2 separate regions of the Homo sapiens genome follow, and region 2 is linked to region 1. The links are chromatin loops, found by intact Hi-C in ENCODE. Cell type or tissue: Calu3. All regions are shown on one strand. Each heading gives the region's core, and the rest is flanking DNA. Links, peaks and the distances in the headings are about the cores only.

The links. A loop is a pair of places that touch in the nucleus more often than their neighbours do. Peaks named below come from ENCODE experiments on the same cell type or tissue, not always from the same donor. Only the 100,000 strongest peaks of a DNase experiment are listed, where the experiment ranks them.
Region 2: a loop joins it to region 1, with 2.5 times the contacts of the local background. A loop is called at or near these places in 2 of 110 quality-filtered maps.

The regions. Positions count from the first base shown.
Region 1 is chr20:45,627,016-45,633,179 of GRCh38, reverse strand. WFDC9 (WAP four-disulfide core domain 9) reads left to right here and starts at 1,896. Exons shown (of 5, transcript NM_147198.4): 1 at 1,896-1,977. WFDC10A (WAP four-disulfide core domain 10A) reads right to left here and starts at 3,441. Exons shown (of 2, transcript NM_080753.3): 1 at 3,276-3,441; 2 at 1,984-2,310. The coding sequence starts at 3,366. The coding sequence ends at 2,162. In Calu3, for the core only: CTCF peaks have their summits at 3,323 and 3,522; a DNase peak (open chromatin) is centred at 3,509.
Region 2 is chr20:45,447,213-45,453,376 of GRCh38, reverse strand. It overlaps LOC105372631 (a long non-coding RNA gene), which reads right to left. Exons shown (of 4, transcript NR_159957.1): 3 at 5,561-5,780; 4 at 4,796-5,133. Among named protein-coding and RNA genes, the nearest start is that of WFDC2, 19 kb to the left of the region's middle. In Calu3, for the core only: a CTCF peak has its summit at 2,879; DNase peaks (open chromatin) are centred at 926, 2,786 and 4,986.

The DNA of each region.
Region 1 (6,164 bases), core at 839-5,838:
GCAGTCAGAACACACACACAACATTTATCCATTAATCATTTTTTAGGGGCGCAGTTCATAGTGTCCCAAAACAATTACAACAGTAATAACCAAGATTATGGATGACAGATCATCACAACAGATATGATAATAAAACAAGTTTGAAATTTTTTTTTTGAGATGGAGTTTCGCTCTTGTTGCCCAGGCTGCAGTGCTATGGCAAGATCTCAGCTCACTGCAACCTTCACCTCCCAGGTTCAAGCGATTCTCTTGCCTCAGTCTCCCAAGTAACTGGGATTACAGGCATGCGCCACCACACTCAGCTAATTTTGTATTTTTATTAAAGACGGAGTTTCACCATGTTGGTCAGGCTGGTCTCGAACTCCTGACCTCAGGTGATTCACCTGCCTTGGCCTCCCGAGTGCTGAGATTGCAGGCATGAGCCACTGCGCCTAGCAAGTTTGAAATATTTTGAGAATTACCAAAATGTGACACAGAGACATGAAGTAAGCACATGCTGTTAGAAAAATGGTGCCAGATGACTTGCTCGATGCAGAGTTGCCACAAACCTTCAATTTGTATGAAACGCTATAGCTGTGAAGTGCAATAGAGCAAGGCTCAATAAAACAAGATATGCCTGTAGTGTCTAGTAGGCATGTTTGGGGGTGGCTTGAGAGGATGCTTGGTAAGGGAGGCTATCCAAGGAAACACCAAATAAGGTCTCTTGGAGATCATGCCCTTACAGCCCACAGAGTACATCTGATGGTGTCTGTGTTGATGGTTGATCATGATCTCTTTCCTAAGACCTCCTTGTCCAAGGGAAGCTCTTGAGAAAGGTGAAGACAAGCCTGAGATACCCAGAGCCCGGTGATGCCTCAGAGGTGGCTCACAGCCTCTGGTCTGATGAAGGAAGTTTTCTTCTCTGATGTCTCTTTCATTGAATGGCCCAGCAAGAAGCACTAGACTGGAGCATAACACTGCACACCTGCCTCTGGGCATGGCCTATCCTCCTGAAACCTCTTCACATTTGGCTTCATGTCCCAGTTAGCTACATGTGACCCAACCCTGGATCTAGCCCCAGGATCATTTCAGAGGAGTTGCGATTGCAGAGTGGGAGATTCTGTACCACACTGATTAATTTCCACCAACTCACAGTAGGATGACAGGGAAGACCCATAGCCACTCTGTGCCAATTACTCCTTAGCAACAGCAGCATGAACCACCTGTTCCACATCCCTTAGTGTTCCTCTTGATCTAAAGAAAAGAGAATGAACCAGCCCCTAAGGAAGAGGGCTTGGGAAAGATAAGGACTATTCAGTTAATGGAAGGTGCTGGAGTGTCAGATCCTGAGGCCCAAAATGGGTCCCATCAGAGGAGTAGCCATATTGGTGGGTGCTGGATAGGAGGAGCTTTGGGGTTGGTGCAGGCACTCACTCTCACTAGGATGCCTCTGGTCTCAGGTAATGGAGAGAAGTGAGGAAAAAGTGATCCTAGAGGAAACACCCTCTTCCAGTCACATCATATCCTCTCACTCTCTTGTGGCCTTGGGCTTGCTGGACTTCCTGGGACTCATTATCCTAATGATAGACAGTAATCTGAACCTTACAGAGAGATTGGGGAGCATAGGATGGCGGTGCACCAAGGCTAAGGAGACCAAAGCAGTGCTTGGGGGCCTCCCACTCTTTATCTCGGGTTCTAACTGCCACCCATCTCATGCTTAATGGGTCCTTCTGACTCCAGGGTGAGAAATGTTCTCCTTAGCATCAGGAGATGCTGCACATGAGCAGTTCCTCCCCCTGGGAGTACTGGTTCAGTGAGCAAAACAGCAAGGGGCTGGGCATCCTGAGGGCTGGCAGGGATACGTGGGCCAAAGAGGGAGAGGGAGGGTAGAGAAGCATAGCCAGGGAGAGAAATTGAACACCAGGACGCAAGACAAGTGGGGCATCTGTAGGGGCCACAGTGAGCTCTCAATGATCATCTGTAGTGGCAGCAAAAGAGGTAGGATCCCTGGGCATTTGTTCTGGTTTATTTGACAGGGACAAGGGGTTCAGACAGTAGAGAGGGCGGCATTCCTGTTGATGTTCTTATGCTGGTGACTTGAGGTCCTTGTGCTTCGGATGTGGGCACAGTCTTGGATAGAGGAGTTGGGAAGCAGGATGCACATCCCAGCCCACTCTCCCACTCACAGGATGCTCATGCAAACATTCCCACAGTAGGTAGAACAGCATATGTTATTTGCTTGACAATCTCGGTGAGATTCACATAAGTGTTTGCATAGATATAGTTTAGGCTGCTGCTGGCAGACTTTGATTTCTGGGGATAGCTGTGTTTCTGACAAGGAGAATAGAACGGTAAATAAACGCAGTTTCCTAGAGAACATTTTTCTCAAGCTGAAGCCTCCTCCAAGACCCTTGAACCCAGGTCTCAGTCATGATACTCCTGGATTCCTTCTTCATAGAACTACCTTCCTGCCCATCACCAAATCCTAGTGATTGGTCATATTTTAAATCCTGTCTCTCCACTGTACACCTTACCCCATTAGACCACAATGCCTGGGCTTCCTGGACCTTCTCCACACACCAGCAATCAGAACTCCATCTCCCTTACTAGTCATGGCCTTGGTGAAGTCACCACCAAAGAATCTACAGTCTGATCCTGAGAGCTCAAAGAAGCATGAGACATCTTTCAAACTCTCTCCTAGTCTCTGAATAGTAGAATTCAGAGATGAGGATCAACATGCCTCTTGTCTCTCCCTCTCTTCTGCTCACTGTCACTGTCTCTAGTCTTCCTGCCCCTTCTTTAGTTCCCTTTCCACCACCACTCTCCTTGCCCCTTTGATGATAACCTTAACTTGGCTCTGTGTACCCCAACTTTTGCTTGTCTTATGTCCTATTTCCCTACACTTATACCCATTCTACACCTACACCTACCGTCATAACCACTTCTGAATCTTTACTCCTCACAAATGTGCATAAATCAAATAATAATTGTCTTGCTTTCCCCACTGGATTCTCAGCCCTGGTGCGCCTTTCACTATGGGATGTGCCATTTCTCTCTAAGTATTGAGAAGGAACAGCAAAATATGCAGGTTTCTTCTTCATTCCCATTACTATTCCCAGGGCCAGCTAAGGGGCTGGAGGGCCATGGTTTAGGGACAGTCCAGAGTCTACACAACATTGTGGTCAGAGCTGGATATGCAGAGAGTTTCCAACTCCTAGGTCCTACTCAGACTGGACACAGGCCCTCCATTCCCCCTACCCAATTCCCCCTCACCCATCCAGCAGCCCATCACCTACTCTGCATCCTCTTCTTGTCACGGTATCCTCCCTGGGCCTGCAGCAGCAGCACACAGAGAACCAGGACAGGCAGCAGAGTCTGGGGTGCCATGACTCTGATCAGATCGTGAGCCCTATGTCTGGCCAGGTTGTCACAGACTTCCCTGCAGAGCTGTCTACGGAGAGTGAAGGAAGGAAAGAAGGAATGATCTTTAGCTCCTCACTGCCTCTACTGGCCAAGTCGGAGCAGAGCAAGAGAGTCCTTCCTCTTTTTGCTTGCCCCTGGCCTTGTCGTTCGTCATGTGGGATAGGGCTTCCGCAGGAATGACGCCTCCTCCTTTCACATAACCAGTCTTGTGTTCTTGCCGATAGAATGAAAGATATCATTTATTTCTGCTTTCTAATTACAAAATGTTTTATGGAAAAAAGAAAAGAAAAAATATATTGTTAAAAAGAGTTGCTTAGAATTAACTGATGTTTCATTGCATTATCTTTTAGTTTCTCTCCATATTTAATATAAACAATCCTTTTAATATAAACAACTTTTGTTATCTATTTTTGCCACCCTTATTTAATCATGTAAGTATTTCTCAAAATGTGGATTTTCATAATTGCACAGCTCTCAAATGCTAATAATCAAGTATTTGTATTGTACTAATTACTAATAATCTAGAGAATGTCATATTATTTTTATTTATAAATCTTTGATTTCTTTAGACTAAGAGAGCTAGAATTCCTGAGTGAAAGAGTAAGTAGCTGTTTCATATATAAATGTATATAAACACATACACAGATATACATATACAAATTTAAACACACATAAACACACAGAAAGAGAGACTATTGTAGGGCATGGGACAGAAGGGCTAGTGGAGAAACATAGTAAATATCTTAGAGCTCAGACAGGGGGAGAGACCTATCAGTCAAAGGCTTGGCAGGCTGTCCAGGAGGAGGTGGTCACTGACCTTGAATATCATGAAGGAAATGAACTCTCAGAAGTGAAGATGTTTCTTCTTCCCTAACAGGAGAAAGAGGGGACAACCTAGGGTCACTGGACTCCCAGTAGGCATGCAAGCTGGGAAGAAGATCACCCTCTTCCTCTGATGATGATAATCTTCTAAAGATTTGAACCTCTTTCTGACATTCTGAACTCCTAATGCAGACTCCTTCAGTCCACAGTTGTAATTTACATTCAAAGGAAGCTCTCTAGCCTTTCCCCCATATCTCACCTTATGCACCTTCCTCTGTATCCTTTGCGATATCCTTTATAATTCAAAAATTCTGATATTTGTACCTATAGTTTACAGAGTGGTATTTGACCCTTCCCAAAGGCTCTCTCTTTCCTAGTTTTTCTTTTTGTCCACTCATAAATGAACAATTTAGAGACTGGACACTGTCATAACTATCCTAGCAAAGAGGGGTTATATAGAGGAGAATCATCATCTCAAATAGAAGCTGCATTTTCCTTACCCAAGCATCTTGCAGCCAGTGCCACAATGTAAATATTTTGGCTAACAGACTTGTCACTACTAGGTCAAGACCCTAAGAAGATGGCAAGTCTCTTTCACACTCTTTTTCTTTTCCACCAGCTCAGTATAGATGACAACAAGGTTCTAGAGCCTAGTGAAGCCAAAAGGTGAAAGGAGCCTGGGTCCTTGACTTCTTTTATCACATGAAAAAAGGATACCCATTGTTTTAGAATACTCATTTTGAATTATTATTTGAGCAAGAAATAAAAAGTATATTGTATTTCAGTTATTATGTGATGGAGGCTTTCTGTTAAAGCAGTCTAGTCAACATTGTGGCAGGCTCAAGTACTGACATTTATAAGGGGAAAGATTTATGGGTATATAGAAGGTCTATACTTTATACATTCAAATTATTGATAGAGTAGTAAATTTAGTAAAGAGATGGGTAATTTGAACATTATGATTAATAAGCTTGACTTAATTAAAATATACAGAAGTCTGCATAGAAAAACTAGAGGAACACATTTTTCTCAAGCACAAATAAAACATGTACAAAAAGTGACTATACATTAGGCTATAAAAAAAGTCTGAACAAAATTTTAAAGAATTACATCACAAAGGACATAGTTTCAGACTATAATGGAAATAATTAGAAATTAGTCTAAAAAAAGACAATTACTCAAAACTGAACAGAAATTTCAAATTAAAATATATAAGTCAGAGCTTCCAGGTGGCTACCACTGAACACTTAGAGGTTGTTGGAGAGCAGCATGCTCATGGAGGGCATGGAAGCTCTCTAGCCTTTCCCCATATCTCACCTTATGCACCTCTTCCTCTGTATCCTTTGTGATATCCTTTATAATTCAAAAACCTAGAGGAAATGGATAAATTCTTGAACACATACAACCTACCACACTGAACCAAAAAGAAACAGAAGAACCTGAACAGACGAATAACAAGTAAGGAGATTGAATCAGTAATAAAAAGTCTCCCCTGAAACAAAAGTCCAGAACCATATGGCTTTACCACCAAATTCTATGACCCTTTAAATATAAATTAATACCAATTCTTCTCAAACTATTCCAAAAAATTGATGCGGCAGGAATTCTTCTTAGCTCAATTTTATGAGGCCCACATAACCTTAATACCAAAACCAGACAATAACAAGACAGCATAAAGAAACCCACAGGCCAATATTCCTGATGAAAATAGGTGCAAAAATCCTCAACAAAATACTAACAAACCCAATTCAACAACACATCAAAAAGATAATGTGGCATGATCAAGTGGGATTTATCATACGAATGCAAGAATGGCTCAATGTACACAAATCAATAAATGTGATACTTCACATCAACAGAATCAGGGACAAAACCATACGGTAATCTCAGTAGATACAGAAAAAGCATTTGATAAAATTCAACACCACTTTATGATAAAA
Region 2 (6,164 bases), core at 823-5,822, 180 kb after region 1:
ACAAGGGGGGCTACCATCTGGCAGCCTCTGCAGATATTGTAGGGAGCTTTAAAAAGAGATTCTCTTAACTATGAATCCTAAGAGACTGAAAGCTCCTGGAGGGGACTTAGCAAAATGTTGCACAAGAACCAAAAATACACTTTGTGGGAGGTGGAAGTACTTTGATTACCATTTCTCAATCTCTGCAGAACTGTCTTAGTACAAAGACAGCTGACCTGGTTAGTGGGCTTCTTGAGAGTAGTCAGGACCCATGTGGAAATGAAGGGCCAGGGGCAAAGGGGACACATATTTGTTTCTTTTTTTTTCTTTTTTTGAGACAGGGTTTTACTCTGTCGCTCAGGCTGGAGTACAGTGGCACAATCACAGCTCACTGCAATCGTCACCTCCCAGAATCAGGTGATCCTCCTACCTCAGCCTCTGAGCAGCTGGGACTACAGGTGCATGCCACCACGCCCAGCTGATTTTTGTATTTTTTGTAGAGATAGGGTTTCAACATGTTGCCCAGGCTGCTCTTGAACTCCTGGGTTCAAGCAATCCACCTGCCTCAGTGCTGGGATTATAGGCATGAACCACCATGCCTGGCCCATATGCTGGTTTAATGGGAAACAAGAGTGCTCTTCTAATAATGAGTGCTATCAGCTGGAACCTGGTGCCAAGAGGAGGTGAGCTTCCCATTGGAGAAAGTACGAAAGCTAAGGCTGACTAATGAGCTGACTTCTATGAAATTCTGGGTTTTCATTATTCAGAAGCCTTTCCCAACTTTTCTTCTTCCAGCACCAAATCCCTCTCCCATCCCAACATGCACACACCTATGCCACTCCCCCCATGGGTCTGCTTCTTAGAGGTAAGAAAGGTAGTGGGCTCTCTCCTGATGAGCTGGGTGGAGCAGAGGGAAGCAGGAAACTCAGGCTACAGGGGAGAAGGGCACGACTCTCATGCAAATGAGGTGGTTCCCCCATCTCTCCTAGGTTACTCCTCTTCCCCTTCTACCCACTGACGGCACTCCAGGTTCACCTATATTCAGGGTTGGGTGAACTTTGAGGAATAAGCTGGGGTCTCCTATGATGCAGAACAGCTACTTGGAAACCAATACAAATACTCCTTTCGGAGAGGCGGGAGGTAAAGGAAATTAGAATCCTTTTTCTAATGCCCACATCTTTGCCACACCCAAAAGCTTATGTTTTCCTCTTTCTTTCTACCTGATAAAATTCAGTTCATCCTTCAAAATCCAGGATGAGCGCTGCCTCCTCTGCGACGCCAGCCTTGACCTCTTCAGGTGAGATTAAGGGCCTCCACCTGGGTTCTCGCAGCGTTTGTGCTGCTGAAACTATTCCTCTGTCTCCCCTGTTCTGGTCCAGCCAACTCCTAAGTGGGGTGCACTGTGGTACAGAAAGAAAATATTTAGAAACTTCAGTTTATTCATTTCTAGCCTATACTTTATTAAAATTTATATTATTGAATACTTATAATGTACATATTAGTACAACAATATGCACATACTTATAAATACGGGAACTGCACACTCAAAAACCTTTTCCTGGGCCGGGCACAGTGGCTCATGCCTATAATCCCAAAACTTTGGGAGGCCAAGGCGGGAAGATTACTTGGGGTCCGGAGTTCGAGACCAGCCTGGCCAACGTGGTGAAACCCTGTCTCTACTAAAAATACAAAAATTAGCCAGGCAGACGCCTGTAATCCCAGCTACTCGGGAGGCTGGGCAGGAGAATCGCTTGAACCTGGGAGACGGAGGTTGCAGTGAGCTGAGATCACACCACTGCACTCCAGCCTGGGTGACAGAGTGAGACCCCCATCTCCAAAACAAAACAAACAAACAAACAAACAAAAAAACCTTTTACTGAAATGGGTGGTGTGAGGGATCAAACAAATTTGGAGGCTACCGTTTTGGTCATTACTGTTTTCCTGGTGCCTATCACAAAACAGGTGCTTAATATTTAGGAGTGAGGCCTGGCGTGGTGGCTCACGCCTGTAATCCCAGCACTTTGGGAGGCCGAGGCCAGAGGATTGCTCGAGGCCAGGAGTTCCAAACCAGCCTGAGCAGCATGGAGAGACCCTGTTTCTACAAAAAGTTAAAAAATTAGCTGAGCATGGTGGCACATATCTGTAGTTCCAGCTACTGGGGAAGCTGAGACAGGAGGATTGCTTGAGGCCAGGAGTTCGAGGTTACAATGAGCAATGATTGCACCACTGCACTCCAGCCTGGGTGACAGAGCAATACCCAGTCTCTAAAAACATATGTATTATGTATATATGTGCACATATATGTATATAATTATACTATTCCCTACTGGAAAATGAGTGACCCGGATATCACTTACAAACACTAGTGATACATATGTGTGTGTATATATGCATATATATGTATATAATTATATACATGTGTATGTGCATGTATAATATATATTATATGCATATGTATATAATTATATACATATGTGCATATACACATGTGTATATGTAATTATATATTAATAGAAATAATATGTATAAATATATAAAATATGTATATTATATACACATAATATATGCTATATACATGTCTGTTTTATATATGTATATAATTATATACATATATACACACACATGAGAGTGAATGAATGAACAAGTGAATGAGGCTGCCTGGGTTGTCTATTATAATGATTATATATGTTAGCTGTGTGACATTGGGCAACATACTTCCCTTTCTTAGGTCTGAATTCCTCATCTGTGAAATGAGGAAGTTGGATCAGATTCCCTCCCAAATGCCATCCAGCACTAGTTTCTAAGTGATGTCCGGGTCACACATTTTCCAGTAGGGGGCAGTATCATTTAGTCAATAATAATCATAGTTAATGTTTAAGTTGCAGTCATTACATGGTCCAAGGGCTCAGCATGTGTTAATTCACTTAGCTACACAACAACCCCACACAGGGAGAAGACAGGTACAGAGCACACCTACAAGTTAAATCACTTGTTCAAAGCCACATACAGAGTGTGGCAGAAGATATGTGCCCTACCCTTACCCCGGACCTGACTCCTTCGGTGCCACCAGCTGATTTCCAAGTGCTAGTGTCTGCATCTCTTTGCCTGAGGGCTTCCTTGGAAGCCACACAAGGAGGGCCCAGGCCCAGATCAGCCGGAAACCCTCAGTCCATATGGAGACTGGTGCCTGAATATCTCCACTGGTGCATAAACACTTGCTCTCCTAGGGAAAGGGGGTGATAGCTGCTGCGAGGAATTGTCTGGCCCTGCTCCCAGCATTCCCAATGGGATTAAGCTCAGTCACAAACAGTGATGGGGGGCTTGATGCCTCACCCTTTCTCACCCCCACGCCCACCTTACCTAATAAGCTGCTTCTTAGATCCCCAAATTCCCAAATTCAGACAAACCCAGAATTAGGACTTTTATAGCCTGGCTGGAAAGTCTGGGCTCTAATTTACACAATCTTCCTCCCAAAGGACAAAGCCTTTGGGTCTGTCACATATGCCTGGGTTCTGCCATTTATCAGCTGTTATGGGTTGAACTGTGTCCTCCCAAAAAAGCTACTTGGAGTCGTAACCCCCAGGTCCCTCCAAATGTGACCTTATTTGGAGATGGGCTCTTTACAAAGGTAATCAAGTTAAGATGAGGTCATCAGTGTGGGCCCTAATCCAATACAACTGGTGTCCTTAAAAAGGGGACAGACGGGAGAACACTATGTGAAGACTGGATTTATGTGACCACAAGTCAAGGAGCTTCCAGAAGCCAGGAGAGAGGCCTGGAACAGATCCTTCCCCAGCTTCTTCAGAGCAAACGCAGCCCTGTGGACACCCTGATCTCACACTTCTGGCCTCCAGAATTTAAGAGGGTAAATTGCAGTTGTTTAAACCAGTCAGTCTGTAGTCCTTTGTTCTAGTTGCCCCAGGAAAACAATATGGCAGTTACGTGACATCACCGTGCCTCCATATCCCCCTCTGTAAACTGGGGACCATAATGCACCCTCCTTCACAGGATTCTTGGGAATTAAATGAAATAATGCGTGTAAAAGGCTAAGCATGGAGCCTGGTACATGGTCGGTGTCCACTAAATGGGTAGTTGTTATTGCTGTAACTGAAATAACAAACCACCACCACCACCCTACAACACACATACAGAGATACACACACACACACACAACTTCAGGGAAGGGGATTTCTTAGATAAGCAGACAATTGACCCTCATGCTCCTTCCCTTCTCCTTCAGAGAGACCAGGAGAACAACCTACCCCTCAATCTGACCTGGCCCAAAAGTAAAAAAAAAAAAAAAAAAAGAAAAGGCTTTAATGTTGAAACATCACTCAGGTTTTTGTGTAGCTTGGAGTGGCCATTAAGAGGTAGGTGTTGCAATGGGTTTTCTTCTTACAACTGGTAGGGCCCAGTCTGATGGCAGGAAAAGCGGTGATGCTGCTGTTCTGCAAAATATTGGGAAGATCACCCAATATTAAGGTTCTTAGTTGCAAACAACAGTATCCAATCCAGTTTGTTTAACTGGAAAATGAATGTTTTTAAATATTGTATAAGGCCAGAGAGACAAAGCCTGAAACTACACAGACAAGGAAAAATGTCCAACATCACAGGGAGCGAGGGGGATTCTTTCATGAAAACCCCCCCGCCACCACTACTTGGCAGAGCTGATGCTCAGAACTGGATGCCAGGAACTCCACCCCTGCCATCCCCAAGGAACCCAGTGGGGGGGTGGGGGGTGGAGGACGAAGGTGAGGATGCAGTGAGAATGAGGGCTACGGTGAGAGAGTCCTGGATTCAAACCCTCAGCCTGTCATCCGTGCTGGGCAGAGGAGATGTACTCATGCCCTCCTTTATTCATTCATTACGCAAATATTTACAGACTACCTCCTTTGTGCCAGGCACTGTCCTAAGTGCTGGGGGTAACGTGATGAAAAAACAAAGGAATGTGGTTTGTGTTCTCGTGGTGCTCAGTTGATCAAATCAATGCTGAAACAAGCCTGTGGGGAGAGGAAGGAGGCAGGGTTCTGCTGTGAAGGAGAAGGTTGAGGAGGAAGCAGAGAAGGTGCTGCACTATTTCAGAAAGCAGCCACAGGCCCTGTCTGGGGCATCCTCAGATGTCAGCATCTCAAGGCAGCACAGGTGACAGGCTCTCTGCAAAGAGAAAGGAATTTGTTAATTGTCGTTGCTGAAGCCCTTGACTTGGACACTGTGCAGCTGGCAGATCCTAGACCCTCCCAGAAATGAGCACCTCTGGTCCTCCCTGCAGTCAAGGCAACAGACAAGAAGGCAGTGAGTTTGCCAAGCCTGGAGGGGGGTGGCTCAGGAGCACTGCAGACTCACTCTGCAGGGTGGCTGCCTCAGTGTTCCCATCTGAAAAAGGGGAACAGGTAAGACGGCTCAGATTATTTCAGAGGTGCTTCTAGCAGTGACCTCCTGCCAAGCTGGCTTTTGGAAGATGTGTTAAGTCTGCGGTTTCACAGGACACGTCGCCACTTTCTCCTCGGAAGGCAGAGAGAGCCTCAGCATCAGAGGAGGGACACTGTGTAGGTGCGAGGGGTGTAGGACCTGTGAACTCTACCTCTTTGCCTCAGATCTTCCCTCCGGACCTGCTCCTCGCCTTAACCCATGCCCTGGGTTCCCGGCTCTCTTGTGTGGCAGATCCTGGCTCACTCCTGCTTCTCCAGGAAGTGGTTCTCCTTCCTTCTGCAGCGGCCATATCCAAAGATCTTGCAGATCCTGGAGCTGATGTTGAAGAAGGACCTGGAAGGAAGGCTCCAGGTAGAAGGCAGGTGGCGGGGCTCCAGAGACAAAGGAGGGTCAATAAGAAGATGGTCATCACAGCGGTCTACACAGCAAGCAGCAGAAACAACCGGCATGGCCAAGCATGGTGACTCACACCTGTAATCCGAACACTTTGGGAGGCCGAGGTGGGTGGATCACCTGAGGTCAGGAGTTCGAGACCAGCCTGACCAACATGGAGAAACCCTGCCTCTACTAAAAATACAAAAATTAACCAGGTATGGTGGCATGTGTCTGTAGTCCCAGCTACTCAGGAGGCTGAGGCAGGAGAATTGAAGGAGGCGGAGGTTGCAGTGAGCCGAGATCATGCTACTGCACTACAGCCTGGGCAACAGAGTGAGACTTCATCTCAAAAAAAAAAAAGGTAAAATATTTTTATGAAT